2 separate regions of the Homo sapiens genome follow, and region 1 is linked to region 2. Evidence: read pairs that join two places in POLR2A ChIA-PET (ENCODE). Cell type or tissue: GM12878. All regions are shown on one strand. Each heading gives the region's core, and the rest is flanking DNA. Links, peaks and the distances in the headings are about the cores only.

Region 1 (15,894 bases), core at 3,579-11,578, 110 kb before region 2:
CTCTGCATTCTTAAGTTTAAGAAATGCTGATATAGTTTTATTTTAGGGCAGTTTTTAAAAAGGGACCAGTAGAAGGGGAGAATTAAATTTATAAAGTTTTGTTTTTTGTTTTTTTTTTGAGTCTGTCGCGAGGCTGGAGTGCAGTGGCGTGATCTCGGCTCATTGCAACCTCCGCCTCCCGGTTTCAAGTGATTCTTCTGCCTCAGCCTCCCGAGTATGCTGGGACTACAGGCGCGCACCACACCTGGCTAGTTTTTGTATTTTTAGTAGAGACGGGGTTTCACCGTGTTATCCAGGATGGTCTCAATCTCCTGACCTCGTGATCCGCCCGCCTTGGCCTCCCAAAGTGCTGGGATTACAGGCCTGAGCCACTGTGCCCAGCCTTTTTTGTTTGTTTGTTTGAGACAGGGTTTTGCTCTGTCGCCCAGGCTGGAGTGCAGTAGCACAAACTTGGCCCATTGCAACTTCCGCCTCCTGGGCTCAAGCAGTCCTCCCACTTCAGCCCCCTGAATAGCTGGGACCACAGGTGCCTGCCACCGTGCTCAGCTGATTTTTGTATTTTTGTAGAGATGGGGTTTTGCCATGTTGGCCAGGCTGGTCTTGAATTCCTGTGCTTAAGCGATCCACTTGCCCTGGCCTCCCAAAGTGCTAGGGTTACAGGCGTGAGCCACCGTGTCCGGCCTAAGCTTTATTTTTAAAATGTTAAGCTTCAAGTAGAGAGGTAATATCAATTAGGAAAGGGAAGATTTAGAAGTCTTATTTATATGCTCATAGAAGGTCAACAGTTAAATCCGTAAAGTCAGAGTTGTACCTTTGTTCTGAATACTCTTCATATCTGACTTAATCAACTTCTCTGATTTGAAGGAGTTTGAGTAAGTTGATAGCCTTTGTATTACATGTTTCAGGTCAATTATTTGTTTTTTCTTGTGCTGTATTTGTGTATTACTTCCAAGATTTTACTGCTTGACTAAGACATTCTGCTCCTACTTGGTGCTAGGTATTGGAGTTAAACAATGAATAGGGTGATACTGGGGGTATCCTTAGAAGAATGAGTGGCGTTTTGCTGAGAACCATGGCATGGGCTCTTGAGGGAGTGCAGTAGGTGCATAGATGCTATGTGGGATGTGGTGTGGGATTTGTGGTGAGAGTTGAATCGAGAGCATATTCAATAAATATTTATTGAGTGCCTGCTATCTATTAAGTAGGTAATGGGGATAGAGCTGTTAGGGAGATTAGTAAGATAATGAGAGTGAGGTAATGGGGGCCAGATCATGTAGGATCTTGAAGGCTATTATAAAAATTTTCACTTTTGTGAGAAATGGATGGCCCTAGAGGGTCTTAAGTAGAGGAGTAACATTTGATTTAAGTTTTGACAGAATGACTCTGGCTGCTGTGTTGAGTATAGACAGTAGAAGTTAGGGTGGAAGCAGGCAGATTAATTAGGAGGCTATTGTAATAATCCATGTGAGATAATGGTTACTTGGATGAGGCAGGAGCAGTGGAGGGTGAAAAGCCCTCAAATGCTGCATATGTCAGAATAACAGATTGGATGTGGGATGTTAAAAAAAATGACAACTCCAAGGTTTTTAGTTTTAGTAACTACAAAGATGTAGTTGCCATTAATTGAGATGGAGACTAAGTAGAACAAGTTTTTTTGTTTTTTGAGTGGGGCATAGGAATTTATTTAAACTTATTTTGAGATAATTATAGATTCACTTGGCAGTTGTAAGAAATAATATAGAGATCCTGCATATCCCCTACCCAGTTTTCCTAATAGTAACGTCTTTCAAAACAATAGTGCAATATCACGACCAGGATATTAACATTGGTACAGTCAAAATACGGGGCATTACCATCACCACAAGGATATCTCATATTGCCCTTATAAAGCCACCCCACTTCCCTCCTACCTCACCCCTCCTGAACTCCTGGTAACCACAAATTATCCATTTGTATAAGTTGGTAATTTTGAGAATCTTACATAAATGGAATAATACAGTATGTAACTTTTGGGATTGACTTTTTTTCACTTAGCATAATTCTCTGAAGATTCACCTAGGTTGTTACATGTGTCAATAGTTTGTTCCTTTTTAAATTTTAACTTTTATTTTTTCGAGAGTAAGTCTTGCACTCCAGGCTGGAGTGCAATGGCACGATCTCGGCTCACTGCAACCTCCGCCTCCCAGGTTCAAGCAGTTCTCCTGTCTCAGCCTCCAGAGTAGCTGGGATTGTAGGTGCACACCACCACACCCAGCTAATTTTTGTATTTTTGGTAGAGATGGGGTTTCACCATTTTGGCCAGGCTGGTCTCGAACTCCTGACCTTGTGATCCACCTGCCTTGGCCTCCCAAAGTGCCCAGATTACAGGTGTGAGCCACCAGTCCTGGTTGTTTGTTCCTTTAAATTGCTGAGTAATATTCTATGGTATAGGTAGACTACACTTTATTTATCTGTTGAAGGATGCCTGATTGTTTCCAGTTTTTGGCTATTATGAATAAAGCTGCTATGAATGTGTTTGTGCAGCACTCCAGCCTAAGTGACAAAGCGAGACCCTGTCTCAAAAAGAAAAAAATAAAATGAGCTTTCTATGGACATCATGTAGTTGAGTCTGCCAGTCTCTGTTTTTTAATTGATGTATTTAGGTCATTTACATTTACTGCACTATGGATATGTTAGAGCTGAAGTCTGCCATTTTTATTTTTTGTCTTTAGCCTGGGATATATGAGGTAAAAAGAAAAACCTAAGGAAGTCACCACCATGTTGTTTCACATATCCTGAGGTCTCTAACTGTTCTACCCAGTTCTTTCCACCTTTCAGAGTGTTCTTGTGTTATTTTATACATAATGTTCAGAGCTTTTAGTTGTTTTTAGTGGGAGAAACAGGGAAGAGTGTGTTTGTCTTCCTGAAAGCCAGCCAGAATTCATTTTGAACATATTAATGTGAATGTCAGACATCTAAGAGGAGATGTCAAGTAGGTGGTTGGATTTATGAGTCTAGAATTCTGGTCGTTCTTGGAAGTTCTTTTAATTTTTCTCAGAAAAGTTAGGAAGTGATGTCATCAGTTGAAAATGAGGATAACAGAGAAGACATTTGAAGTTTGTGGTTAGAGGAAAATGTGATTGGTGTCCTAAGAGAGTAGAAGGGTAAATGGACTAGGAAAATATGATTGCCAACAATTTTAATTGCCAACAGCTTTAAACATACACCTGAATCTTTGGCATTGAATTTAAAATGAAATGAAAACAGTGGCATGGTTGTATATTTTTTCTAGCCATGTTCAGCTGCTGGGTGCAGATGTGAGTAGTCAGAGAGCTTGATTTATTAATAACTAGGGATGAGTGTAGTCTCACCAAGTGAATGGGTCAAAGTGGACAAGGGGGAAGGGAATTGAAGATGGATGTAAGAGAGTGATTATAAGCAATTATAATAGCTGACACAGAATTGAATCTGAATAAAGAGAGAAGAGAGTGTATTGGGCAAGTTTTGATGGTGACCGTAAGGGAATGAAAAGGATTAGAGGGTTGTAGGTGTTTATGGATTGAGAATACCAGGGAATGAACTGGAAGGATAGGAGGTCTTGCCAGCAAGTAGAATGCATGAAATTGAGATTATGGAAGAATTGTGATAATAAATAATGACTCTGGGAGTGAGTGGCTGAGGTAAAGAGGAGGGCTAGCTCATGAGAAGAGAGGAGGTCAAAGATTTTGAAATCAAGGCAGGAGTACTTGTCTTAGATGGAGTGAACTCTAGAGCCAGGAGCTAAAGATCATTAAGAATTAGGGGGCATGACTTTGGAGTTGGATGAAAGTAAGTTAGTGCATTATAGCTTAAGATAAGAGAATCAAAGCTAGAGGCATTTAGGGAGAAGAACGGGAGAATGGTCTGAAAAGGGCAATGAGGAGGAGAACTGTGCCTCCTTGAGATTCAGTGGTTCAAGGATGTGGGAGAAAAAACAGCTATTACTTAAACAGGCTGAAAGGAAAATGTGTCCTTAAGGGAGAGTCAGGTTTCAGTAATAACAAGAAAGCAAAGGGTGAAAGAAGGGATTTGCTGATGACTGTGAATTCTATACTGCGTGGTGGAAATTTCTTTATAATTATTCCCACCCTATCAGCTTGTGTCCTTTAAAGGTACTTACCCATGGAAAAATTGTTCTTTTAAAAGTTAAGTTTAGTTAGTTGGCTCCCACTTATTTCAATTTTAAATTTTATTTTAAAACATGTTTTTTGTACTTTGGCAGGAAAATTAAATGTATCAGAAAATAATAATTTTTAAATTCTTGAATTATAACTAAGTTGAAGTGATAAATGCAAAAATTATTTTCAGAAATTCCTGTTAGTAGTTTTCTGAGTAATGTACTGAGTTGTAGGTCCTGTTTATTTCTCTTTTCTTCCAGTAAAAAATTTCAAGGAACTCAATTATTGAAAATGTTTTAAGAGTTTTACTGTAATCCCAGTACTTTGGGAGGCCAAGGTGGGAGGATTTCTTGAACCCTGGAATATGAGAGCAGCCTGGGCAACATGGCAAGATGCTGTCTCAAAAAAAAAAAAAAATTGCATATGGCATTGGACAAATATATGAAAAATAAAAAAAGCCAGGCAGGGTAGCATGTGCCTGTGGTCCCAGCTACATGGGGGGCTTGAAACCAGGAGGTCGAGGCTACAGTGAGCTATGTTTGTGCTACTGCATTTCAGCCTGGGCAACAGAGTGAGACCCTGTCAAAAAAAAAAAAGGGAAAAAGAGAGTTTTACTAATTTATTGGTTTTTTTTTTTTTTTTTTGAGATGTGGTCTTGCTCTGTCGGCCAGGCTAGAGTGCAGTGGCGCCATCTCGGCTCACTGCAACCTCCACCTCCCAGGTTCACGCCATTGTCCTGCCTCAGCCTCCCGAGTAGCTGGGACTACAGGTGCCTGCCACCATGCCTGGCTAATTTTTTGTATTTTTTAGTAGAGACCGGGTTTCATCATGTTAGCCAGGATGGTCTCGAGCTCCTGACCTCATGTTCAGCCTGCCTCGGCCTCCCAAAGTGCTGGGATTACAGGCGTGAGCCACAGGGCCTGGCCTTTTTTTTTTTTTTTTTTTTTTTTTTTTTTTACTAACTGACTACATTATTTTTCTGAGATCCTCTGTTCATTCTAATTGACACCAGCTATTTCTTTTTTTTTCTACACAAAATGGATGTCAACTGTGGTACACAAACCAGAGTGTATTCACATGAAGAAAGGGTTGTCTGTTGGATTGTTAACTTGTGTGAATGCACATGTTTGTGAAAGCACTAGAATGACTTGGTTTAATCTTACCCCTATAAAATATTTTACTTTAATGTGATAGACTTTAAAATATTGTCTGAATATGTTTAGATCTACATGACAGAGGTTTTTTTTTTTTATTTTTTTAGTGTAGTAGAGGTCCTTGAAGTTCTTCAACAGATACTACATTAGATTATAAATTAGAGATGGTTAAATTTCGGCAGGGATTCCTCTGGAATCTTCCTCTATTCATTCTTCTTGGTAAAAGAATAGTAAGAATTCTTATGTAAAGAATTTTACCTTTAGTAAACTATGCTGAGTAGGTAGCAGCACAGGGAAATAAGAATGTGTGTGTATTTGGTGTCATTTGCTATACCTAGATGCCTTCCCTCATCTTCAAAATAGTCTAGTTGTCACTTAGCTCTCAGGTTCCCGTTTCGGATGCTTCTCCTTTAGAAGTTTTTTCTTCTTTGTAAGGATCCTTCTTTTTTTTTGAATTTAGGAGAGGGAGTCCTCTAGTTCAAGTATCACTTAGAATTACTATCTACAGCATGCCTATAGCTTCCCCTGAATTTGTTATGTTGTGTTGAAAGTATTTAGGTCCAAACTCCATATCTTTTTTGGGACCTACTTGAGTGAGAATCAGCCACTTTTTGGTCTGTTCTAGGGATCAGGTAAAGTCTGGACAAGGTAACTGAAATCCACACCCTTTATGAAATGAAAACAGAGGGGATGGGTGAGGGCTGTATGTGAACTTTGCCATCGTGACTTAAAGTCAGCCCTTTTTCTTTTCTTTTGGTGGCAGGCTGTATGATGCAGTAGGTCTTTTATGCTGCTTAAATTGTTAGTATCTAGCAAAGCAATTATTATCTGAAGAATAACTGACTAAGAAGAAATGTAACTGAATGCTGGCTATTGAGACTTAATAACTAGTTTTCGAGAAAGTTATAGGAATGTAGCAGAGAGAAATGCTTAGTGTAAAATTTGGGTAAATATGCTTTTAGCTTGGTGGAGATAAAGTTGGAGATTTCAGTTTGATATTCTTTGTTTGTTTCAGTTGTATCACGGACTGATTCACCGAGCCCAACCGTACTCAACTCACATATTTCTACCCCAAATGTGAATGCTTTAACACATGAAAACCAAACCAAACCTTCTATTTCCCAAATCAGCACCACCCTCCCTCCCACGACGAGTACCAAGAAAAGTGGAGGAGCATCTGTGGTCCCTCATCCCTCGCCTACTCCTCTGTCTCAAGAGGAAGCTGATAACAATGAAGATCCTAGTATAGAGGAGGAGGATCTTCTCATGCTGAACAGTTCTCCATCCACAGCCAAAGACACTCTAGACAATGGCGATTATGGAGAACCAGACTATGACTGGACCACGGGCCCCAGGGACGACGACGAGTCTGATGACACCTTGGAAGAAAACAGGGGTTACATGGAAATTGAACAGTCAGTGAAATCTTTTAAGATGCCATCCTCAAATATAGAAGAGGAAGACAGCCATTTCTTTTTTCATCTTATTATTTTTGCTTTTTGCATTGCTGTTGTTTACATTACATATCACAACAAAAGGAAGGTAGGTTTGGGATTTTTTTAGCCCTTTATTATTTCAGTCATAATGCTTTTGATGATTCATGGTTCTTTTTTTTTTTTTTTTTTTTTTTTGCAAAAAAAAGTGTAGTGGGTTTCACTCTGTCAACCAAGCTGGAGTACAGTGGCACAATCACAGCTCACTGGAGCCTCGACCTCCTAGGCTTAAGTGATTCTCTTGCCTCAGCCTGTCGAGTTGGTGGGACTACAGATTCACACTACCACACCTGGCTAATTTTTAAAAATTATTAAATTAAAATTTTAAAAATTATTGTTTGTAGAGACGAGGTGTCGCTATTTTGCCCAGGCTGTTCTTGAACTCCCAGGCTCAAGCAGTCCTCCCGCCTCGGCCTCCCAAAGTGTTGGGATTACAGACATGAGCCACCATGCCCAGCCCTCTTTCCTTTTTTTCAGTGAAGTTTAAATTCATAGTAAAATATTGAGATGTCTAATCAGCATGTAAATCTATTGTGTATTTTAACACACTGCAGACAGAATGCTTGAATGTATGTACTTCTAAAAAAAGAAATAGTCCTATTTCTTAATGAGTAATACCAAAGCCCAGTGATTTTTTTTTTAAGAGTTTATGTCTTAATTTGGCATCATTACTTCAGTAGGAATACTTGTGGAGAAAATGTTAATTTAATATTTGTCTTTTAATTTATTAACATTGAACTTAATCTTTTGATTTTTTTTCTGGTTATAAAGTGTTACACATTTATTTTAGGGAATTCAGAAAACAGAAGAGTTTAGAAAAGAAAATTTAAACTACTTCTCAGCATTAACGTTTTGGTGTATTTCTGGTCTATAAATGTGCATATAATTTATACATATAGGTGTATGTAATGATTTTTAAGGAATTTTATCTCACAGAGTTTTTTTTTTTTTTTTTTTTTTTTTTTTGAGACAGAGCTTCACTTTGTCTCCCAGGCTGGAGAGCAGTGGTGCGATCTCGGCTCACTGCAACCTCCACCTCCCAGGTTCAAGCGATTTTCATGGCTCAGCCTCTTGAGTAACTGGGACTACAGGCGCAGGCCACCACGCCTGGCTAATTTTCGTATTTTTAGTAGAGACGGGGTTTTGCCATGTTGGCCAGGCTGGTCTCAAACTCCTGGCCTCAAGTGATCCACCCACTTCAGCCTCCCAAAACGCTGGGATTACAGGCATGAGCCACTGCACCCAGCTATCTCATAGAGTTTTATGTCCTGACCAATCATGAGCATTTTCCATATCCTTAATATTCTTTAAAAACATTATTTTTTTTTGAGACAGGATCTTGCTATGTTGTCCACGCTGGTGAACTCCTGGCCTCAAGTAATCCTCCCACTTCAGCCTCCCAAGTAATTGAGATTATAGGCGTGAGCCACTGTGCCTGGCTAAAAACATACTAGATTCATGGTTTACAATTTTTGGTTCAGAAATAATATTGTGATGAACATTTCTGTGCTGTTACCAGTTTGCTGGATTACATGAGGCACAAGAGACATCTGTAGGACAGGATACATCACATTTAGTGTGAGGGTACATGTTGGCACTCTACAGTCCCAAAGCTGAATAGTTAAGCCTTTTAAAATCCTTAAAGGGAGATCAAACACACAGTTCCTTTTTAATACTTACTGGTCAGGAAGTCTCAGTTCTTGACTTTATTGTAACTTGCTTTGTAACACTGTAAGCCACCTTCCCCTTCGGGGCCTTGATTTCCTTACCTGACAAATAGTGAAACTGGACCTGATAATTTCAAAATGCCTTCCTGCTTTGAGAATCAGTGACTCTAATAATAGTTCAAAAAAAAGCAAACCAACCAACTCTTCTGGTTATTTGTATTTAGTGCTATATTGCTAGCTTTGTAAGTGTTTATGGGTAGACAGAACCTTGAGTGCTGCTGATATTATATCCCACTGTTTAGTGTTTGGCCATCTCTATTATGAACATCAAAGGGACTTGTTAAACAAGTAGGTTCCTGGGCTCTACCTCAAGTACTAACTCAGTCTCTGAAGATAGAGCCTAGGAATCTGAGTCTTTAACAAACATTCCTATATATATTGAAATTTGAGAAGCACTGTTTAGCCTTCTTTACAAGATGGAAAGCAAAATAGCTTTTGTTTTTTTTTTTTTTTGAGACAGGGTCTTGCTTTGTCACCCAGGCTGAAGTGTTGTGGTGCTGTCATGGCTTACTGTGATCTCTGCCTCCTGGGCTCGAGTGATCCTCCACCTTAGCCTCCTGAGTAGCTGGGACTACAGGCAAGCGCCTCCATGCCTGGCTAATTTTGTATTTTTTGTAGAGATGGTGTTTCACCATGTTGCTTAGGCTGGTCTCGGACTCCTGGGCTCAAGTGATCTGCCTGCCTCGGCCTAAAATAGCTTTTTTGTTGTTGATATTTTGTGTTTTATATTTAGAAACCTAGAAGAGAGATATTTTACTTGTTATAAAAATGTTTACCATATTCTCTGTTTTCTCTTTTGCCTATTTAATGACTTCTGTTTTCCAGATTTTTCTTCTGGTTCAAAGCAGGAAATGGCGTGATGGCCTTTGTTCCAAAACAGTGGAATACCATCGCCTAGATCAGAATGTTAATGAGGCAATGCCTTCTTTGAAGATTACCAATGATTATATTTTTTAAAGCACTGTGATTTGAATTTGCTTATGTAATTTTATTTGCTTGACTTTTTATATGATATTGTGCAAATGTTTGCCATAGGCAATTGGTACTTAAATGAGAGGTGAGTCTCTCTTTTGCCTTGGTGCTTTGGAAATTAAATGTCACAAACGAGTATATAATTTTTTATCTGTACTTTTAGAGCTGAGTTTAATCAGGTGTCCAAAATGTGAGTTAAACATTACCTTATATTTACACTGTTAGTTTTTATTGTTTTAGATTTATTATGCTTCTTCTGGAAGTATTAGTGATGCTACTTTTAAAAGATCCCAAACTTGTAACTAAATTCTGACATATCTGTTACTGCTGACTCACATTCATTCTCCGCCATTCAAATACTATTTTTTATCCACATTTTTTTTTGTTCCCAAACTGTAATGTACAAGGATATGTGTGATAATGCTTTGGATTTGAGTAATATTTTTTTTTCTTCCAAGAAAACTGCTTTGGATATTTTTAGATAATTTAAACATAATTTAGGATAATGATATTGCTCAATCTGACCACAATTTTAGGTAAAACATTAAATGTGTCAAGAAATCTTGGCAACAGAGACTCTGCAGCTTGCAGTGGACATAGATAAAATGTTACAGAGATACTATTTTTTTGGTTGGAATTACTATATTAAATTTAGAAGCAGAAACTGGTAAAATGTTAAATACATGTACAATTGCTTTTAGTTAGCAATTGATTGTAGCATGGGTTCCTCCAAGGTTTCAAGCAATGGGCAGAGTTTAAAATTATATCAGATTCGTTTACTTCGTTTATTATTTTACAGTAAATTTGAATAAATCTTAGGGGTCATTATCACTTAAATAATACTGTACCTAGGTCTTTCAAATTAAAATTATACCTGAATGAAGTTGTTTGTATACATAAAGGATATTTGTGTACAATTACCTTTTTTCCCCCACACTTGTTTTCTTTGTTTTTGTTTTTTATGGCAACTGGAAAGTATTTACTATGGGATTCATTTATGTCTGTCTTTCTATCATAAAGAATTGATCAATATGTAAATATGTGATTTGAACCATGGTTGACTTACAAGTGTCACTACAGCTTTTTAGAAAACATAGCCCTAATATATGTTAAGCAGGACCCGGGTGAGCCAGTGGGCTTGCGCTTTATGTAGAGCTGGAAGAAGGCCGTCCATCCTGTCTCTTGGGCGGACAGTGTACTTTCCTAATAGGGAAGGGAAGCACAATGGAAATACCCCTGAACCGTTTTATTGCAGTAATTTTTTTCATATCTGAAACTATTATTTAATATTTTGAATAAGATTTTAAAAAATAAATGGCAAAGATATAAATCTATGATTTCACGAGTGTGTTTCTGTGTTTCATTTCAGTGATGACATTTAGGTGGTGACGGGGAGTAGTGTATGTCTGGGAGCAATCTAACCTGATTCACTTGCAGGTGTCCCTCTCAGCAGTGCAACTCTGCCTCTATGAATTCCACTTACATTGCTAAATTCTTCTTTAGGTCCAACTTACTGCGAGGTACTGAAGTTTATTGAAAACTGTAGCAAAGTAGGATGGCAAAGAAAAGCAAAGTGGCTAAATCAGTGTGCTCTTTCTAGCATCCTGGGGTCACTATCTGGGATGGAAGGCTCCCCGAGTGTGGAGGCTCATCCCCCTTAGTGGATTGGGGGATTCTTGGGTACTTCCTGGTGGTCCAGCCACCTAGGTCACAGTGCTGCAATTAAGTAGCCTCAGACTTTTGGAGCATCAGATCATACATTGATTAAAAATGCCCCTGGAGTCTCACAGAGGCACTTGAGCACTAGGAACTAGTGCTAGGGACTAGGCACGCAGGGGCCACAGTTGAGCCTCACAACCTCATGCCACCTCCTCCTGTGTGGTGTTATCTGCTCCTTTCTCCTAGACTAGACTCACTTTCTGGTCAGACCTGAAGCTCTGCACCCGATTTTGGTACTAATGGTATAATAGATTACCTTTTAGCTCCCGTTTCTGTGTCTTAGCTGAAAAGGAATGTGTTGGAACTTGTGGGGCAGACAGAAACAGACATTTAGAATTTGGGCAGTCAGGCAGGCATGTTATATTAGTCTGTTCTCACATTGCTATAGAAATACCCGAGACTGGATAATTTATAAAGAAAAGAAGTTTAATTGGCTCACTGTTTTGCAGGCTGTGGAGGGAGCATGATGCTGGCATCTGCTCAGCTTCTGGGGAGGTTTCAGGAAGCTTACCATCATTGTGAAAGACGAAAGGGGAGCAGTTGTCTCACATGACAGGAACAGGAGCAAGAGAGAGTAAGGGGGAATGTACTACACAGTTTCTTTTTTTTTTTTTTTTTTTTTTTTTTTTGAGACAGTCTCGCTCTTTCACCAAGGCTGTAGTGCAGTGGTGCAGTCTTGGCTCATTGCAGCCTCCACCTCCTGAGTTCAAGTGATTCTCCTGACTCATCCTCCTGAGTAGCTGGGACTACAGGCACCTGCCACCACTCCCAGCTAATTTTTGTATTTTGTATTTTATTTTATTTTTTAGTAGAGGTGGGGTTTTACCATGTTGGCCAGGCTGGTCTTGAACTCATGACCTCAAATGATCCACCCGCCTCGGCCTCCCAAAGTGTTGGGATTACAGGCATGAGCCACTGTGCCTGGCCTTACTATACACTTTTAAATCACCAGATCTCATGAGAACTCATTATCATGAGAACAGCACCAAGGGAGATGGTGTTAAACCATGAGAAAACCACCCCCATGATCCAGTCATCTCCCACCAGGCCCCACCTCCAACACTGGGGACTTCAATTCGACGTGAAGTTTGGGCAGGACACAGGTCTAAACCATACCACATACCTTGACTGGGCTTTCTTGATTTTAAATGTGATCTCCTGAGCGTGAGTGCAAGCTCTTGCGGAATGTGTGGTTTGCCCCACCGAGTGAGTTGCTTGAGAACAGGAACTGGCTCTTACTGCTCTCCAGCCCCAAGCTCATTACCTGGCACCTGCTAGGCCCCTTTAAATTGTTATTCAATGAAGTATTTGAGAAATTAGATGAGGAGAAAACCAAGACAACTCAGGCTCTGCACAAGATCACATAGTCTGCATAGAGTCCAATACTACTAACGTCCTGGGTACACAGATGAATGCGGGATCAGAGCCGAGTACAGCGTGTCAGTCCTTATGTGCACATCCACAATTCTACGGGAAGCTAAAGCCCACAATAGTTGTATGAGATATCACCCCTTCCTCCAAATCCCAGGTTCTCATCAGAGCAGGTGCTGCCTGTTGAAGGTGAAGGAGATCACTGCCGGCACTGCTGCCGATGTTCCAGTTCTCCCCCATCCTGTGTGTGGGGTGGGGTGAGCAGGGCTGGCTTTGCCCTTTGGCCTTCTTTCAGCCTGGTTTGCTGGTGCAGCAGTTTGCCTCCCTTCTGGGTTCAGTGTGAAGCAGTTCATCCTTCCCAGCTGAAGTTCAAAAGGTTAAAAGTCTTTCGAGGACCAAATGTCTTCCAAGGGAACAGAAAAGAAGGCTGTCCTGAGGTTGTCAGTCTGGCCTGACTCAGCACAGCTTGAGCCAGGATATTTGGGGTGGTTCTCTTCAATTAGCTGGATTCTGTTTTCATTTCGACGTTAGGAGCGGAAGTTGCTGGGACAGATTCTGGAAATGGAGCCAGGGCTATTTCTGTGTAAGTACCACATGCTAACCAATTGCACCACTGGAGCTCAGAGCTGGAGCTGTTTCTGACTCACATCTCAGTAGCCGTCTGTGGTAATGGCCTGCTGTCTAGGCTGTTTAAGTGGCTCAAGGGAGCCTGATTTTGGACCAGTAAGCAGCAGCTTCTACCCCATGAGGTCTAAGCCCACCTCTCTTCTAACTCCATCCTAAAGAGTCCCAGACCCATCTGTACTAGCTGGTACCAGTGGGCACCATAGGGGCAGAAACAGCATCTGGCTTGAACCACTCTGTCATCCCAGCACGCAGCACAGGGCCTGAGTAAAAGGAATCCAGGTGTTTTGCTTTTAATGCAGTGCCTATGCCATGAGGGATTTTTTTTTTTTTTGAGATGGAGTTTAGCTCTTGTTGCCCAGGCTGGAATGCAGTGGCACGATCTCGGCTCACCACAACCTCCGCCTCCCGGGTTCAAGTAATTCCTCTGCCTCAGCCTCCCAAGTAGCTGAGATTATAGGCATGCACCACAATGCCTGGCTAATTTTGTATTTTTAGTAGAGATGGGGTTTCTCCATGTTGGTCAGGCCGGTCTCAAACTCTCGACCTCAGATGATCTGCCCGCCTCAGCCTCTCAAAGTGCTGGGATTACAGGCGTGAGCCACTGCGTCTGGCCGAGGGGTTTTTTAATCTAATGAGGCTCTAGATTAAAAAAACCCTACTCCTTACTTAGGAAGCCTTTCTCCACCTATCCTAACAGTTCCACTCTGAAACCCTATGCCTCTTTCTCTCACAACCTCAAAACTGCCTCATTTCTCTGCTGGGAAACCCAGAGATGCCATGTTCTGGGGATCCTTGACTTCCTGGATGCCTTTCTTCTCATAGGGCCCTTTGTGCTTCTCTCCCCTTGGCATGTGGATTGGACAGCACTCCCACCTGAGGAGGCCATGCTTTGCAGTGGGCCCTGCCAGAGCTAGGATGGGCCATGAAATCATACAGGCCTGGGTTGGAATCCCTCTCTGGGCCTAACCCCTAGGCTGAGCGTCCTCCCCAGGCCATTTTTCCTGACTGTTCCTTGGAAATGAGGAAGGGTCAAGGGTCTTGAGGGCTAACTCGAATGTCCTGCACCTTGCTGGGACTGAGGTCATCCTGGCCCATGTGGCACCTACCTGGTCTTCTAGGAAGACAGACCTAGGGAGAAATGGAGGGAAAGAAGGGTATGGGTTGAGGCCAGGGCTGGATGACCATAGTCTGAGCATGCTGTGCCTGTTGCAGTCTCCTACCTTATAAAATGAGTGATTGATTAGCTCGCTAGTCTGTTAGGAAGAGTAAATGGATTGATGTTTGTGGAAGGATTTTGTGCATAAGAAGGAGTTTTCACCATGTCACTGACCACAGAAGAGCCAGCTTGAGCCTCGAGTCCACCAAGGAGGGATAGCCCACAGTCCTGAGGCTGCCTTCCCTAGTCCCCTTGGGACTACCTTGAGGCACACAGCTGGTCAGAGCTGGGTTTCTCCTGAACCATCCAGGCATGCATGGTCCTATTAGGGAATAGGTGGGTCTCCTTTGGAGCCTCTCAACCCCATTCCCTGTTCTCCAGCCTCATCCTTTCCCAATAAAGAGGCCAAGGGGCCCTTCCCATCATTCCCTGGACTGTTCCCAAGAATAGACAGCAGAGAGGCAAGGGGACCGAGGACCCCAGAGAGGTGGCTACTTTTAGGCTACACGGTATGTATGCCTCAGCCTCGCCTCAGGGAGCATGGATGGAGGCAGGGCTTGGGCCGTGGAGGGTCACTCTCAGGGGTCCACACTCTACTATGACCATGGCACTGCATTAAAAGGAAAACACCTGGACTTCTTCTACTCAGGCCCTGTGCTGCGTGCTGGGAAGACAGAGTGGTTCAAGGCAAATGCTGTCTCTGCCCTTGTGGTGCCCACTGTCAGGTAGAGAAGAAAAAGAATCATAGTGAAGTGTGATGAATGCTATAGGCTGAAAACTGCATTTTACTTTTTTTTCCTTATAAAGGTAATTTAGACATTCTGATAACAGCTAACACAGGGCTTACTACGGATTGAGTATTTGCCATTTCTGTGTGTGCAACCAACCCAATAAGGCAGTTACTATTATTATCCTCATTTTACAGATAAGGAGCCAGGAGCATGGAAAGTTTAAGCAAGTTGCGCAAGGTCATGGAGCTGATGAGAGAGAGCTGGGATTTGAATTAAGGCATGGTCTGTTTCCATACTCCCTGCTCTCTATCACTAATTCCCCATAACTCTAGAAAATGAAACAGCTACAGAAGGTAAGAAAAAGAAATTATTCAAAGGTTCTCTACCCTTAGGCCCTCAACATTTGTGTGTATTCTCCTTTTTTTCTTTTAAACTTTCTTTTATTATGTTATGACATAGCACACTACAGAAAAATACATCAAACAAATGTACAGCTTAACAAATTATTATAAAGTAAACACTGTTTAGCCACTGCTCAGGTAGAGAAATAGAATTTTGCCAGCACCCCCAATCCTCACTTCCTAATTATTACCTTCAGTCTCCCCCACAAGGAATTATCATTTTGATCTTTATGGCAATTATTTTTTCACTCTGCTTTTTAGATTTACTATCTAAGCATATATGTGTAAAACCATCGTTTAGTAGGTTTTGGAATTTTAGATAAATTGCATCACACTGCATGCATTATACATGTTTGTGCTGGCTGTTTTCACTCAACATTAGATTGTGGGTTTCATCATGGTAGTTG
Region 2 (15,894 bases), core at 2,807-10,806:
CTAGGATTGCAACCCCTGCTTTTTTTTGCTTTCCATTTGCTTGGTAGATCTTCCTCCATCCCTTTATTTTGAGCCTATGTGTGTCTCTGCATGTGAGATGGGTCTCCTGAATACAGCACACGGATGGGTCTTGACTCTTTATCCAATTTGCCAGTCTGTGTCTTTTAATTGGGGCATTTAGCCCAGGTTTACATTTAAGGTTAATATTGTTATGTGTGAATTTGATCCTGTCATTATGATGTTAGCTGGTTATTTTGCTCGTTAGTTGATGCAGTTTCTTCCTAGCCTTGATGGTCTTTACAATTTGGCATGTTTTTGCAGTGCCTGGTACCAGTTGTTCCTCTCCATGTTTAGTGCTTCCTTCAGGAGCTCTTGTAAGGCAGGCCTGGTGGTGACAAAATCTCTCAGCATTTGCTTGTCTGGAAAGGATTTTATTTCTCTTTCACTTATGAAGTTTAGTTTGGCTGGATATGAAATTCTAGGTTGAAAATTCTTTTCTTTCAGAATGTTGAATATTGGCCCCCACTCTCTTCTGGCTTGTAGAGTTTCTGCCGAGAGATCTGCTGTTGGTCTGATGGGCTTCCCTTTGTGGGTAACCCGACCTTTCTCTCTGGCTGCCCTTAACATTTTTTCCTTCAGTTCAACCTTGGTGAATCTGACAATTATGTGTCTTGGGGTTGCTTTTCTTGAGGAGTATCTATGTGGTGTTCTCTGTATTTCTTGAATTTGAATGTTGGCCTGCCTTGCTAGTAGGGGAAGTTCTCCTGGATAATATCCTGAGGAGCGTTTTCCAGCTTGGTTTCATTCTCCCCGTCACTTTCAGGTACACCAATCAAACATAGATTTGGTCTTTTCACATAGTCCCATATTTCTTGGAGGCTTTGTTCGTTTCTTTTTACTCTTTTTTCTCTAAACTTCTCACTTCATTTCATTCATTTGATCTTCAATCACTGATACCCTTTCTTCCGCTTGACTGAGTCGGCTATTGAAGCTTGTGCATGCGTCACGTAGTTCTCGTGCCATGGTTTTCAGCTCCATCAGGTCATTTAAGGTCTTCTCTACACTGTTTATTCTAGTTAGCCATTCGTCTAATCTTGTTTTGAGGTTTTTAGCTTCCTTGCGATGGGTTTAAACATCCTCCTTTAGCTCGGAGAAGTTTGTTATTACCGACTTTCTGAAGTCTACTTCTGTCAGCTCGTCAAAGTCATTCTCCATCCAGCTTTGTTCTGTTGCTGGGGAGGAGCTGCGATCCTTTGGAGGAGAAGGGGCACTCTGGCTTTTAGAATTTTCAGCTTTTCTGCTCTGGTTTCTCCCCATCTTTGTGGTCTTATCTACCTTTGGTCTTTGATGATGGTGACCTACAGATGGGGTTTTGGAGTGGATGTCCTTTTTGTTGATGTTGATGCTATTCCTTTCCGTTTGTTAGTTTTCCTTCTAACTGTCAGGTCCCTCAGCTGCAGGTCTGTTGGAGTTTGCTGGAGGTCCACTCCAGACCCTGTTTGCCTGGGTATCACCAGTGGAGGCTGCAGAACAGCAAATATTGCTGCCTGATCTTTCTTCTGGAAGCTTCATCTCAGAGGGGCACCCAGCTGTATGAGGTGTTAGTCAGCCTCTACTGGGAGGTGTCTCCAAGTTAGGCTACACAGGGGTCAGGGACCCACTTGAGGAGACAGTCTGTCCTTTCTCAGAGTTCAAACACCATGCTGGGAGAACCACTGCTCTCTTCAGAGCTTGTCAGACAGGGATGTTTCAGTCTGGAAGTTTCTGCTGCCTTTTGTTCAGCTATGCCCTGCCCCCAGAAATAGAGACCTCCTTACTTCCTTTTTTGCTGAAGGGGGCTGATGTGGGGACACGTGGACAGTCCTCTCATCTCCCCAGACCAGAGCCAGAGTGGTGGTGGCATGATTTGGAGAAGTGAAGCTTGGAGAAGTATCCTGGCTGAGTGGATGCTGATTACTTTGTTCCCTACCTTTTATCTGAATCTGAAGGAAGATGGAGGAGAAGGGGCACAGAAGGGACGATTTGCTCTTCTGCTGTAGCTGTTGGAGAGAAGTGGGCGATTGTTCTGGAGCCCGATTTACCATCTGTCTGACTCTAGGAAACTTGGGGTCCTAGCTCTTAACTACACTGTTAAATCTGGGTCCCTGGGGAATCAACAGAGAGCCTCATCCTTAATCAGAGCTGACAATACCCGTTCTCTCTTTCTCCCATCTTGGAGACTGGAAACCTCTTGTATTGGTTGCCTGGGTCATATCTAGCTGTGTGCCCACCTGGGTCTTCTGAGGCCATCGACTCCCACTAGGCCCCCTGTCTTCTGGTTCCCTGGTCCAGGTCCCAGAGTCCAATGCCAACACCACAGGAAAGCCTTGAACACTCTGAAGACTCTGCCAGTGGGAGGGTTCTTGGGGAACCCATGATGGTAGGTGGTGGGGATGAGGAAGTCCAGAGCTGGCATTTGAATTGTGTCATTGTTTTATTAAAGTTTAAAATTTAATAAAATTTATGGGAGATGTTCCAGTTCCACGTACATCATTTGACTTCTCGCTGACACAGCATGTTAGCAAGTGCACAGCCCGGCCTCCCGTCTCTGGATGTCAAAACTGGTAAGGCTTGATCTTTTGTGTTTCCTAAGTGTGATGATTGAGTTTTCAAACTCACTTGAGGTGTGCCTCCCTTAAACCTCATTATGACATCAGCATATTACCCATCTGACGTTAAAAAAAAAAAAAGCTGTGGTTGTTTGAGGATTTATAGGGATGTGGGTGTGCTGGTGTCATGGTCCATACTTGCCAGGGCTGGGAGCGGGACAGAGCCTGGGTGGGACAGAGCCTCACATCCTTGGTGCTGCTGTTGGAGGCCCCAGACTCTCAGCCCACCAAACATTTCTGCCTCCATTACAGCAGCATGTCCTTGAACCAGCTGTGGAGGATAAGCTGACAGTGCTTACCTACCCCCGGGGGAAGGAGTGGAGCAGAGCCAAGAAGGAACCGATCGCACAGCCACACAGCCAGATCTTGGCTCTGCTGGTTACTTGCTGTACAAGATCCTTCTTCATCTGTAAAATGGCAATAACAAGAGACCTTCTTCCCTCATTGGGTTATAGCCAGATAGTGCCTGTGAGGTACTATCAGTGAGCACTAAATGTGTGGTCAGTTTTCATCGTAGGCTAGATGCTTGCTGGGCATTAGGTCACTGCTTCACAGAGCATGCAGTCAAAATAAGGTTGGAAAGTTCACAGACATCTGAAATACTTTGAGGTGTGCTAAGTCCTGAGAGGAGCCAATAGAGTATGTGTGCCTGTGTGTGCACATGCAATCTGGGGTGACTTCTAGGAGGAGGTGATTTTTGATGTGGTGTTTAGAGAGGTGGGAAAGATTTCAATTAAAAGATCTAGAGAAATTTGACAAACACTACTTCAGCCAGTTGACCAATATAAACATCAACAATGATAAACCATGTTAGTAGTATGTACTCCAGGTATGATATGATGAAAATGGCACTTCACCTCTGTGGTTTTCCACCCACAAACCCAGTTTAATGATGAGGAAAACATCAGACAAATTCTGATAGAGGGTCATTCTATAAAAAACCCAACCAGTACCCTTCAATACGGTTGAGGTCATCAAAACCCAGCAAAGTATGAGAAAAATCTCACAGCCAAGAGGAGCCTAAGCAGATGTGACAACTAAGGGTAATTGGGATCCTGGAGAAGACCCTGGAACAAGAGAAGGACACCAGGTAAAAACTACTAAAATCTGAATAAAGTATGGACTTCAGTTAAAAAGAACGGGAAGTAAGCTCATTTTCTCTGAAAAGGGAAGACTCAGAAGAGTTTTTAGCCTATGATAGTTCTAAGGGGGTCTTAACAGTGATTAACCCATTTATGCCTGAGGTTGTAATTTTTTGAATTTGAAAAATCAGACCTTGGTGATGACCTTGAGCAGTAAGATATAAATAACTCCCACATGCTTAGCTTTCCACTAATGGAACACTAGGCATAAATGGAGGCATTAGCCAAAGACTGGAACTGCAGCCATCACTGATGAATGTTGATAATAATAACAGCAGTAACTAACAAGACCAAGTGAGGCTGACTACACAGGTGTCTACTGGCCGGGGTTTGGCCTCCTTCCTGACATGCCTCTTAGTGTGTGTGTGTGGGACACACTATTCTTTAGTTAATCTCACAGACTGCCCAGAGCAGGGCAGGGTTCCCTACCCCATGGAAGCCACACACAGCCTGGTGGCACAGGGTGTGATGAGTGTTGTGAAAAGAGGACACCGACCTAGCCTGATGACAGACGAGGGGAGGCCTCCTGGACCAGGCGATGTTCAGGGGAGCCTGCGGAGGGGAGTCTGAGCATGCACACCAACCTCTGCGGGACAGCGGCTCCAAGGGGCCCCCTGGCACAAGTGCTTGGTCCCTGTTCAGACCCTCCCCTCCTCAGATCCGAGCCTACCACCAGGGACAGAACACAGCCCCTCAAAGCAGCTGGGGAGACAACAGTTTTTAAAAAATCAGAGAAATGGTTACAGTTTGGCCCAGATTTCTGGGATGGACAGAGTAGCCAGACATTTGCATGAAGGCCTCGGAGGGTCTGGAGCTCTCCGCTGTCATTTATGGCTTTCCTTTTAATCAAGCTTTATTTCTAAATATCTGTCTAATGTATAATACAAGCTTAGGCTCTTGCGGCCATAGCCTCCCTTTCAGCACTGTTTCTAAAATCCCATTTACGGAGGACAAATAGCTTTTGGGTAAAAGAGTCTTCGCCTCTTCAAAGAAGCAGTTAGCCGGCTGTTCTCCCCTGACTGTGCCTATCTGTGGTTGGGGTGACGAAGTGAGATTATTTTATTTCCATTTAAACTCTCTGGGGGTCTGGCTGTTGAGGGAGGCAGCTGCTGTCTTTGTTGGTTGCTTTTCCCCCAGAAAGTGCTGTGTAGGTTTCTTGGGGTGGGGGAAGGGGGTAGGCAGTGGCACTGGCAGGGGGCCTGTTTTCACCCAGCTGCCCCTATCTTGGCCTGAGGAACTGTGCCCAGCATTTCTCTGAACTTCAAAGGCGCTCTCAGCAGGATATTTGCGGTCATGGCTCCGGAGGGTGTGTTTGCTGAGTCTGTGAGTATTTGTGTGTATCAGTGCCCTGGGCCATGTGGTTGGCTGGATTTGTTGAGAAGCATGCTCCTTCCGTGAGCCAGAATTTTTGGAGTACCAACTGCATATACCAGTCACTGGTCAAACAAAGATGCCAGGTTACCTCCCAGTTTCCCTTGGGAATGGGGAAGGATGGGGTTCTGTGGGAGCTTGGAGGAGAGGTACCTGGTTCAGCTGGGGAGGGCCTCCTGGAAGAGGTGATGTCTAAATTGAACTCTGACGGATGAGCAGAGGTCACCCTACTGGCACTTTCCTCCTCCAGGAGAGAAGCATGGGGCTCCGGGTCTGCCATGTGCAGGCCCGGCACCTTGAGAGGAATGCTATGAGATATGGGGACACATGTGGCCAGACCCATGGAGCTCAAAGGACTGTGGAGGTGACAGCAAGGGGCAGCTGGCACCAGGGCCCGCCTGGCATGATGAAGTTGTCTTAGGCTGGGGAGGGGAGCCTGGGAGTGTTTCTTACCCTCAGACCCTTGGACCAGTTGGGGAACGAAATAGCCTGGGAACAAATAGTATGTATTGTATCACTGGGCAAGGAGAACTTGACCAAGAGGTGGTTCCAGCAGGTAGGGTAGGGAATTAATTATTTTTGTTAACTTCCTCAAGGCCCAAAGGGAGATGAGTGAGTGCCCTCATATCAAGGGTGATGTAGGGGCCAGCGACCTCTCCTGCTGGGACCCTTATCTGGGTATTGCTGGGAGATGGCATGGCCATCAGACCCACCTTCCCTTTCCAGCTGGTACGGAAGGAGTCCACAGGTTCTTTTTGCCTCTGTTTAACCTAAAAGCTCCGTCCAGTACCTGGGGATGGTTGGTTCCTGGCTGAGGTTTGGAGGACTTCTGGTACCTCCTTCAGGAACGTGAGACAGGCAGGCGCCGAGGACCCCTGACTCAGACTCTGTTAGTATGACTGAGACAAGACTGCCTCTTGACCAGGGGCTGGAAAAGTCTGGGCCATTGGTGGGAGGTTCACTGCCCTCTCAGAGAACCAGGCCCTTGAGCTGTGTGTGTGGCTCCCTGGAGGCTGGGCCAGGCACTATGCCCATTGGTGCCCCAAAGGGGAGCCAGAGGTGGGCAGTTGGCTCACCTGGCATCCGCTGGTGCAGCAGCATCACAGGACCAGGAATTGGAAAGCTCAGGTCCTGGCTTAGGGATTTGCTGGGTTAGGTTGTCACCTAGCCTGGCTTTACTTTTCTCCTCCTGCTCCTTTTCCTCCTCCTGCCACAGGTTTGATGTCTGTAAAGCGTAGGTAACTAAGATTATATGTGGCATTCAGTGCTTCACTAGTGTAGGCTGGTGTTCAAACCTCGTGCCCCACCCTGCTCCTGAGTTCTACAAAGTTCACTTCCCCCAAATCCCTATTGGGCCTCAGAGATCCAGGAAGTGGCCAGACCAGAATACCCATCGGGACCGGCCTCTCTGGTGCTTCAGCTCTTGAAACACAGGAAAAGAGCAAAGGATGTGAAAATGAACTCAGCAGCAAGGACCTGAAAATAGCTCCTCTGACAGTGTGAGATGGGTGGGCAGCACTAATTCTATCTGCCTGCGTTTCCTCGATTCACAGTGACAGCAAAGTGCCCTTCCTAAATAGCGCCAGATTGTTCAGGGTAGTTTTGGAGTGGGGGTAAAGCCCCTGCCAGCCTGCCCACCCCCCTCCCCAGGAGGCTCTGTTGAACAGTGAACATAGAGACTCTCCTGTTGGAGCTCTCTGGAGGGCTCAGGCCCCACCCTGGAGAGCCAGGTATTAATTGCCTGGAGACTCTAGGTTTCTGCTTGGCAGAATCCAATATTGACAAGCCCCATAAGCTGGGAACAGTGTCTCGCCCAGATTTTGGGGCTAGTGATGGGCAGGCATTGCTGTACCCATTTTTTGGTGGAAAGGGCTAGGTCCAGAGTTTACCTGACTCTCTTTAGGCAATACACTGAATGACAGGCAGGGCTGCATCTAGAACTCATTGCTATGCTCTTTCTGTATTGTCCCAAGGTGGGTCACCCAGTGGCTCCTCCTTGATTTTTCTTCTTTCCTCTCATATTCTTTTCCTTTTCTCCCATCCCCTTGAGTTGCACTGTCCAAAAGAGCAGCCACTAGCCACATGTGGCCACTAAGTGCAGAAATGTGGCTAGTTCAGACTGACATGTGCTGTAAGGGTAAAATCCACCCTGCAGTTTGAAGACTTAGTACAAAAAAAGAATGTAAGCTATCTCATAAGTAATTTTTTATATTCATTATATGTTGACATAATACTCTTTTAGACACATTGGGTTAAATCAAATACATTATGACAATTACTTTTTGATGTGTTTAGGAGACACTTTAAAATGACTTATGTGGCTCTGCTTCTATTTCTGCTGGGCAGTGCTACTTTTGAGCTTTCCTACTCAAAGTGTGGTCTGTGAACCAGCAGCATGGGTGTCACCTGGGAGCATGTGGGAAATGCTGAATTTCAGGTGCTACTCCAGACCTGCTGAGTCCAAACTGGCACTTTAACAGGATTCCTAGATGACTCTACAGTTCGAGAAACTCAGAGCTCAGCTGAAGCTAGATAGGATCCTGCTTGCTGTGGGCCTGAGCCCACTTGTAAAACAAGAGTCCTGGCTGGGCGCGGTGGCTCACGCCTGTAATCCCTGCACTTTGGGAGGCTGAGGCGGGTGGGTCACCTGAGGTCAGGAGTTCGAGACCAGCATGGCTAACATGGTGAAACCCCATTTCTACTAAAAATACAAAAAGCCGGGCGTGGTGGCGTGCACCTGTTATCCCAGCTACTTGGGAGGCTGAGGCAGGAGAATCTCTTGAACCCAGAAAGTGGAGGTTGTAGTGAGCCAAGATCCCGCCATTGCACTCCAGCCTGGGCAACAAGAGTGAAACTCCATCTTAAAACCCAACAAACCAAACAAGGCTCCTAGCCCAAAAGTCCTTCCTAGAATCCTGAGTCAGGGCAACAGCAGGCCGAGGGCTGTGACAAAGTTTAATCCTGCTCCAACCCCCTGGCATTAGCTCTGGGGGGGAATTTTCACCTTGGGGGCTAGGAGAGGGACCTTGGGGAGGACCCCTCAGGCCTCAAGGACCATAGGTGAGGTCACAGTGACTGAGGGAACTCCCTCAGGGAAGGAAGGAGCAGTATAGGCTTGAATCTTTCAATTCAAAGATCTTCCAAAAGGAACACTGGAAAGTTTTGGGATTTGTAGTCAACCAAAACAGAGACTTACCACAATAACCCCAGCAGTGTCAAACACAACCTCGAGGTTTGCCTCAGCATGTTTGAACAGTGTTTGCCCATCCACACCCTGCCTCTGTGACTTTCCCCAAGGTGTAATTAATGACTTGTTGGGCTTGACAGATGCAAACATGTTCTCTGAGTCTCCAGGTCCCAGACGCCAGGGAAAGTGTGGAGACACAGGGGGACGGCGGCAGGACTGCCGCATGTAGCTATCCCCAGGACACGACCTAAGCTGACTCCCCTGCTAGGGCCCTCTGCCCAGCCTGTTCTCTGAGATTTGCCCCAAGGCTATGGCGTGGGGGTTGTTTGCTGCCAGGAGAAAGGCACTGATGCCCAGCAGCTCATAGTCATGCCGATGGCTGTGGCTGCCTTTATTCTAAAGTCATAGTCTGTTGCCATGCCTCAAGTCTTTGTCCCCTGCCACCTGAGTTTAGGGGGTGGGATAAGGGCTTGAGATGAGGTCCCCACCTGCCGAGAGTCTGACTCTCATTTTCAGATTTTGCAAAATCTGACTTTATTTATTTTTTTTGGAGACAGGGTCTCACTCTGTCACCCAGGCTCGAGTGTAAGTGATATGATCATGGCTCACTGTAACATCGACCTCCAGGTCCCAACTGATCCTCCTACCCTCAGCCTCCCGAGTAGCTGGGACTGCAGGCATGCACCACCATGTCTAGCTAAGTAATTTTTTTTTTTTTTTTTAAGGACAGGGTTTCACCATGTTGCCCAGTCTGGTCTCGAACTCCTGGGCTCAAGCAATCCTCCTGCCTCGGCCTCCCAAAGTGTTCCCAGCTGAGGGGACCCTAAGAGTAAAGGCTCAGGAAGACTAATGGGGAGTAGAGAAGGCCAGTGAGACAGGGTGAGGGGCCCCCTGTGCAGGCCTGGGAGTGGGGAGCCGGAAGAAGGTGGACATTATCTGGAAGGCTATAGGGATCATTTGGGGTTATGGTGTTTTAATTACGATGAGTGTATTTTCATATAAACCTGATTCTTAAAATCAAAAGCCAGTTTGTTTTTGTTTCCTCTCTGGGCTTGAAGAGCTCATTGAAAGCAGCTGGATCAGGGCAGGGCCCCAGGCCTGCTTCTCCCTCAGAGCTCCTGGGCAGCAGCTCTGGCTGAGAGCTTTACAAAGGCAGATCCTATTTCTCTGGGTCCACTGATCTGGGGGTGGGGCCCAGGAATCTGGGTGCTCAGAACCAGGGTGAGGAAATAACCTGGGGCGTAATGGGATTTGCTTTGCCTCAGTAGTTGGGAGCTTTACAGAGAGGAGATTTTTTTAGGAGAAGCCGTAAGAAGGTCTGAGGAAGGGCCTTCTTTGGATTGGAAGTGAATTATTGCTACTTGGTGAAGAGAATGCTTTTGCAAATACCTATTCCATGCTGTGCAGCCTAGGGTGGGGCTGCTCCTGAGCCCCTCCGTCCATCCCTTGCACATCACATTACCTGAGCCCACTGCTTTCTTCTCTGTTTGGCCAGTGGTGGAGGCTTGGCCTGGGAGAAGAGCTGCCAGATGCTGTAGGATTCTTCTCTGGTGTGTGGGGGAAGGGGAGTGAGATTAGAACCAAGGTCCAGTTGTCAGCAGAAAGGCTGCCTACACACAAAGACAGGCAAGTGGAAGATCTTAATACCGTGTGTGGTGGGCAGGATTCTGAGATGGCAGGATTCCAAGATTCCCACCTCTGGTATACATGGCCTGCAGAATGCCCCTCCCCCTGAGTGTGGTGGGACTGTGGATAGGATGGGATATCACCCGCCCCCAGCCCTGATTAGATTATGCAGTTTAAGACTGAAGAGACTCTCCCACTGGCTTTGCAGAAGGAAGCTACCATATTGTGGAGGGGTGGGGGGCTAGGACCTGAGACAGCCTCTAGGAGCAGAGAGTGAGCCCCGGCTGACAACCAGCAAGAAAGCAGAGACCTCAGTCCTACAGCTGCAAGGAATAGAAATCTGCCAAGAGCCTGAATGAGATGCACCTGGAAGTGGATTCCGCCCTCGTCAAGCCTCCCACTGCGAATGTGGCCCAGCTGACACTTTGACTTCAGCCTGGTGAGCCTGTGAGCAGAGAATTTAGTCACGCCTGGACTTCTGACCTACAGAACGGTGAGACGATTAATGGGTGTTGTTTTAAGCTGCTGTTTGTGGTAATTTGTTATACAGTAATGGAAATATAGCAGGGAACACCTCTGAGTTTCTGGTGGTGTCTGGGCCCTTGGAAGTCAGGGCCTGCAGGGCCGTGGCCATGGTGGCTCAGTTCCCGGTGGCCAGTCTAGAGCTCTGGGCCCCCTGGCTTACCTCCCACAGAGCCCCCAGTCACATGGCAGCCTACTTTTTATGGCCTGGCACAGCCATATTTTATTGTCGAATTAGTAGGAATAACAGCAGCATTTTAGTGGCTGATTGGGAGCCATATGTTAGTGATTGTATTAATAAGCGCACAGTGACAGGAGACCAGTGAGAGTGAGAAAATGAGACACAGTATTTATCCCCAGTGCAAAATCTTCTTTATTATTAAAGACATTGGGTTAACTGAGGATAGATTTAATGCCTGCTGGTGATGTTATTGGCTAATCAGCGGCCTAGGGTCCCCACCGCAGCCTGAGCTCTGGAGCTCTCATGTGGGGCCATTGGGTACCTTGGAGAAGTCACAGAGTTGGAGAGTTGCAAATGTGGACACTTTCTCCAGACTCTCCCTTGGGCCTGCTGCTCCCTGCGGGCAGATCCAGGGAAGCTGATATGACAGAGTGAGTCCCTCACCCATTTGGAGATGAGCAACTTGAAGTTTGTGCAAGTGCTAGGCATCTGAAGAAAGGGATTGCAGGGACAGCATCGGAATTGGTGCAGGACCATCCTGGACTTGGAACTTGCTGCTGGGAGCTTTGTTTCTCTAAGGGAAGCTGCCCAGGAGAGGGCTGCACACCGGGAGGGTCTTGTGTTCTGGGGACAGCCAGCCTCTGCACCTCACCAGTACCTTGTTATGTCTGGTGCCTAGCTGGTTTTGCACCACATGTGCCCGGCCTTGGAAAGGGGCTGCGTATGCTTGGCACTGGCTGGACGAGACCCAGGGCTAAGGGCCACCCAGTGGGAGGTGTTTGGGCTGGCAAGGGGACTGGACTGAGATTCCCTGCAGGCTCTTAGTCCTCTGAACGTTTTAGAGGAGGGAAGGAAGGTGGAAGATGAGACAGGAGAGAAAGGCACAGAATCCAGAAATGCCGGCAGCCAGTGGTCCCAGCCAGGCCTGCCTCCTGTGGACAGGTAAGCCCTAGACCCCTTTGCTGCTTCCCCGTGGTGCTGCTTGGCAGCCCTGCTTAGCCCTTTTTCTGCTGAGCTCTCTCAAGGACTCAGGAGTGAAATTCTTTTTGCACCTTCCACCTCCTCTCTCAGCAGACCCTGCGAGGAGAAGACAAGTGATGGCAGGTGAGGGGCTCATGTGACATTGTTGACAGGGAACATGGCATAATGGAAAGAATGCAGGCTTTGGAGCATCATCAGCTGGGGCCTTCCCTGCTGGCCCTGTGCTGTGTGTTGGGTGGCGTTGGCTCTGGGCACATGGCTTGCCCCTCTGAGCCTTACCGTCCTCTACTGTCAACAACAACCACCATCTCTACCTCACAGTGGGGAGTGGTTGTAAGGACCAAAAGAGAGAATGGACATGTGTAAAGGGCTGTGTAGGCCATCTGGTACATAGTAGGTGGTCAATATGGAGCATCTTATTATTTCTAGAAGAACTCGGGCTCCTGTATTCTCAGAGGAACCTCCTGGTGGATATGGAGGCCAATTTGCTCACTTGTTTGTTCTTTCTGCAAGAGTTTGGTGCTGGGTGCGGTGATACCGTGCATGGCAAATAGTAGGTGCTCAGTAGGTATTTATTGTCTGGATGGCTACAGAGATTATAGACAAGTTCTTCCCCTTTGGGAACTTAACCTAGGGGTGATGGTGGTAGTGGGGCTGGTGAGTGAGGATAGTTTCTGATTTTCCCAGGCCAGTTGATCTTACTTTGATACCCAGGGCCAAAGAAGCCTTGAAGATGCCCCCATCCCAGTGGGTCAGAGAAATTGCCTCCTTCTTCCATAGTCTGATACTGTTGTGGACACAGCCAGGAATTGCAGGGAGAGAGGTGACTGTGATTTCATCCCAGTTGGAAAAGACAATGCAGATGTCCTTAGCCAGTGGCAAGGTGTCAGTGGTACCTTGTAGACATTGCCGCCTTGTGGGCATGAGGAGGTCTCCATCCCCTTCCCAACCATGCAGTTCCTCTGCCTCCATCAAACCTGGAGCACACACAAACCTGCACAGCAAGTGCTTAGCAGAGAAACAAGCAATCACCTTTGGAAAATCTTTGTGTGCTATTTTGGAAGACTTGAATGAATTCCTGGAGAGGGGTCCCCCTGCAGAAAGATTGACAAGCGAGTGATTTATCTCCTCTTATACTTCAGTTCTTTTTGGAGTACGGGTGCTTGCCTCCAGGTTGAACTCCTCATTCTCAAATCCTGTGTAGACTTTTAGCCTGGTAGCTCTGGCTTGAATAGCCAGCTTTAGAATCAGTTGGTAAAATAAAGGTTGACTTTGCTGCTGCTAAAGTTGAAGAAAGCAGATGGGCCTGTGAGCACATGGAGGGCATCTCAAGGGCCCAGGAGCTGGCAGCCTTTGGGCCCTGGGACCTTTACCTTCAGAGGTTAATTGTGCAGAGACCAGCAAGAGTCCAGGACCCTGTGATGGTTCAGCCATTCTGAGACTGAGGACTGGAAAATCGGAGTGTTTATTGCCTCCATTTTTTATTATCAGCAAAACTTTAATTACAGCTCTCACTAAACCTACTACCTTCTGCCAGCATTTACAAGGCAATAAATTTCCCCTTCTCTCCTTACACAATCTGAACCTCCAATAGGGCTGTGCATATGCACTGGAAGATATTGATTCCCCAAAGAAATTATAACAGCATTTGTTCTCAAGTAAACACACAGAGAGGCTATTACAACACTGAGGAAGAGTCGATTGTCTCTGTTTTATTAAACAACACAGCTCTCAACTGGAAGCACAACTAAATTATCAAAAGATTGGTAGAACAGACAGGCAGCAATGCCTGTAATGAGGCTTTGAGTGGGAGGACTCTGTAATGTGAAGGGTAGAAGGAAGGTTTTGTCCCTTTCTCCTTGTTTCTTACTCTCTCATCAAACCAACTTGCTCTCCCCCACCTCTCACCCCTGCAGCCCTTTAGCATTGAAGGGGCATTGATCGAGGCTGTCAGCTAAGGAGTGGGCAGCTCACTGTAGCTGGCAGAAATGAAGCTCACACAAGACCTGCCAACTGGCTAATGGCCCCGTGTGTATTGGCAGACAGTAAACAAAAGCCTTTTAAAAACTTCTTGTTGTGTTACTGGCAGGTGGAAAAGGTTGATGCATTCATCAGCCTAATTTGGAAAATGGTACATGGCCCATCTTTGCTTTGGAACACCCAAAAAAGCATACCACTCAGCAAAGGGGCGCTCAGCCATGACTTAGCTCCCATAAGGCAATTTGAGACACAATGTTTTATTATGAACAACTTAGCTCCACAGTCCCGCAAGAGCAATGGTGGGATCAGAAGTCTAAGGATGCTCTGTACAATGTTTGCATGTTCTGTACAATGTTCATGGGGTGTTAATTTCTGTCCTGCTAATAAAAAGATAGCCCCTCAACCCACTTTCTGTCATTAAATAAATTCATGAAAATGGGGATGAAACAAAGTTTTCTTGCTACAGGACTTTTCAGAGGCTTTACGCTAATATGCATTATGAATCTGGAAGAGGGGGAAAGAATATGTTACATTCTCTGAAAAGAAATTGTAACAGAATTCTTATCTTGTACAAACAGCGTTTTTACAGAATATTCTTTGTGCAGTACTCATCTGCAGGAATAAAGCAAAGGTAGAGTGGACCATGAGGAGCGGTGTGGATTTTCTTTATTGGGCTTCTAGAAACCAGCCTTGGGAGTGAGTCTGAGTGGGGCAGCAGGAGACTCAGGCCATGTCTGCCTAAGCTTTGCTGAAATGGTGCCAAAGCTCTCACTGGGTCTCTGAGAAGATGGGTTCAGCTGAGCTGACACAAGGGCTCCAACACAGAGGTATCTCCATTAGAACACAGTCACGGCAGTCTTTTCTCAGTGACAGAAAACTCCGAGTTATCGGAGAGGGGATTTTCTACTCCTGGAAATGGCAGACTGACTTGTTTGAGACCAACCTCCTATCAAGGACAACTGGAGCCATTGTGGCAGTTGTATTTTCCAGATGGCCACATCACTAGCTCGCCCATGCTGTGTGCCCATGCGTGTGATGTCTCCTTACAGGGAGACATTGACTCACCTGCACTGAGAGGTGGCTTTTATGTTTCTTCCCTTCAACACAGATAGGCCTTTGTAATTGTCACGACCAGCAGAATGCAGTAGAAGTGAAGCTGTGTGACTTTCAACACTATGCCATAGAAATTACCTCCTGCCTTTCCTTTTCTCCCCTGGGATACATGCTTTTGGTAGCCCTGAGCCAATTTGTAAAAGTCCAACTAATCTGAAGCTTCCATGTGGTAGCAAGTTACAGGGAGAGAGTACATAAAGATAGTTAGAGACACTGGAGGAGCCCAGTTTTTAGCAATTTGAGTCTTTCCAGACTGGGTACCAGACATGCGAGTGAAGCAGCCTTTGAGATGAGCCCAGCCAAAGCCAGCATCTGATTGCAACCTCATGGGAGACCCCAAACCAGAATCGTCCAGCTCAGCCAGCATCTGACTGGAAACTCACGGGAGGCCCCAAGCCAAAATTGTCCAGTTGAGCTGCTCCTGAATTCCTGACTACAGTAACTGTGGGAGATAATAAATGATTGACTTTGTTTTAAGCCACTAAGTTTTAGGGGAATTTGTTTTGCTGCCATAGTAATTGGAATACAACTCTACAAAATTAAATAAAAAATGAGTTGAAGTCTTCGGAAAGCTATCAAGGTGACAAGAGCTTGGCTCAAAGGGCCAAGATTCTTGGAAGAAGAAAAATCTTGGCTGGGCACGGTGGCTCATACCTGTAATCCAGGCACTTTGGGAGGCTGAGTGGGGTGGATCTCCTGATGTCAGGAGTTCCAGACCAGCTTTGCCAACATGGTGAAATCCTGTCTTTACTAAAAATGCAAAAATTAGCTGGGTGTGGTGGCAGGTGCCTGTAATCCCAGCAACTGGGGAGGTTGAGGCAGGAGAATCTCTTGAACCTGGGAGACAGAGGCTGCAGTGAGCCGAGATTGTGCCATTGCACTCCAGCCTGGGTGACAGAGCAAGACTCTGTCCTAAAATATATATATATATAAAATAAAAATAAAGAAAGGAAATCCCAAGGGGAGAGCCATATACTTGGTGCTACTTTTACCCCAAATTTGCTGACGTGAATGCAGCTGCTGAGAGGCTGAGCAGAAAGTGGCTCGAAATGCCTGAGATGTTGATCATAGCTTTTGGCATTTTTCATGGGACTTCAGGGGAAAATTGTGGTTCTACCAGATAGGAAGTCCTGGTAAACACCT

What was found. Peaks named below come from ENCODE experiments on the same cell type or tissue, not always from the same donor. Only the 100,000 strongest peaks of a DNase experiment are listed, where the experiment ranks them.
Region 1: POLR2A ChIA-PET joins it to region 2 with 11 read pairs; 3 of 35 experiments call an interaction of 5 or more read pairs at or near these places.

The regions. Positions count from the first base shown.
Region 1 is chr5:133,950,432-133,966,325 of GRCh38, reverse strand. It overlaps C5orf15 (chromosome 5 open reading frame 15), which reads left to right. Exons shown (of 3, transcript NM_020199.3): 2 at 6,306-6,832; 3 at 9,336-10,816. The coding sequence ends at 9,467. It overlaps LOC105379182 (a long non-coding RNA gene), which reads left to right and starts at 12,714. Exons shown (of 5, transcript XR_948797.3): 1 at 12,714-13,155; 2 at 15,281-15,439. RefSeq lists enhancers at 8,756-8,805, 8,816-8,865. In GM12878, for the core only: no CTCF peak of the experiment used is centred there; a DNase peak (open chromatin) is centred at 8,545; H3K4me3 peaks cover 1,650 bases; H3K27ac peaks cover 2,137 bases.
Region 2 is chr5:133,837,677-133,853,570 of GRCh38, reverse strand. LOC124901210 (small nucleolar RNA U13) reads left to right here and starts at 2,614; the gene lies at 2,614-2,714. It also overlaps a transcript of FSTL4 not described here. In GM12878, for the core only: no CTCF peak of the experiment used is centred there; no DNase peak of the experiment used is centred there.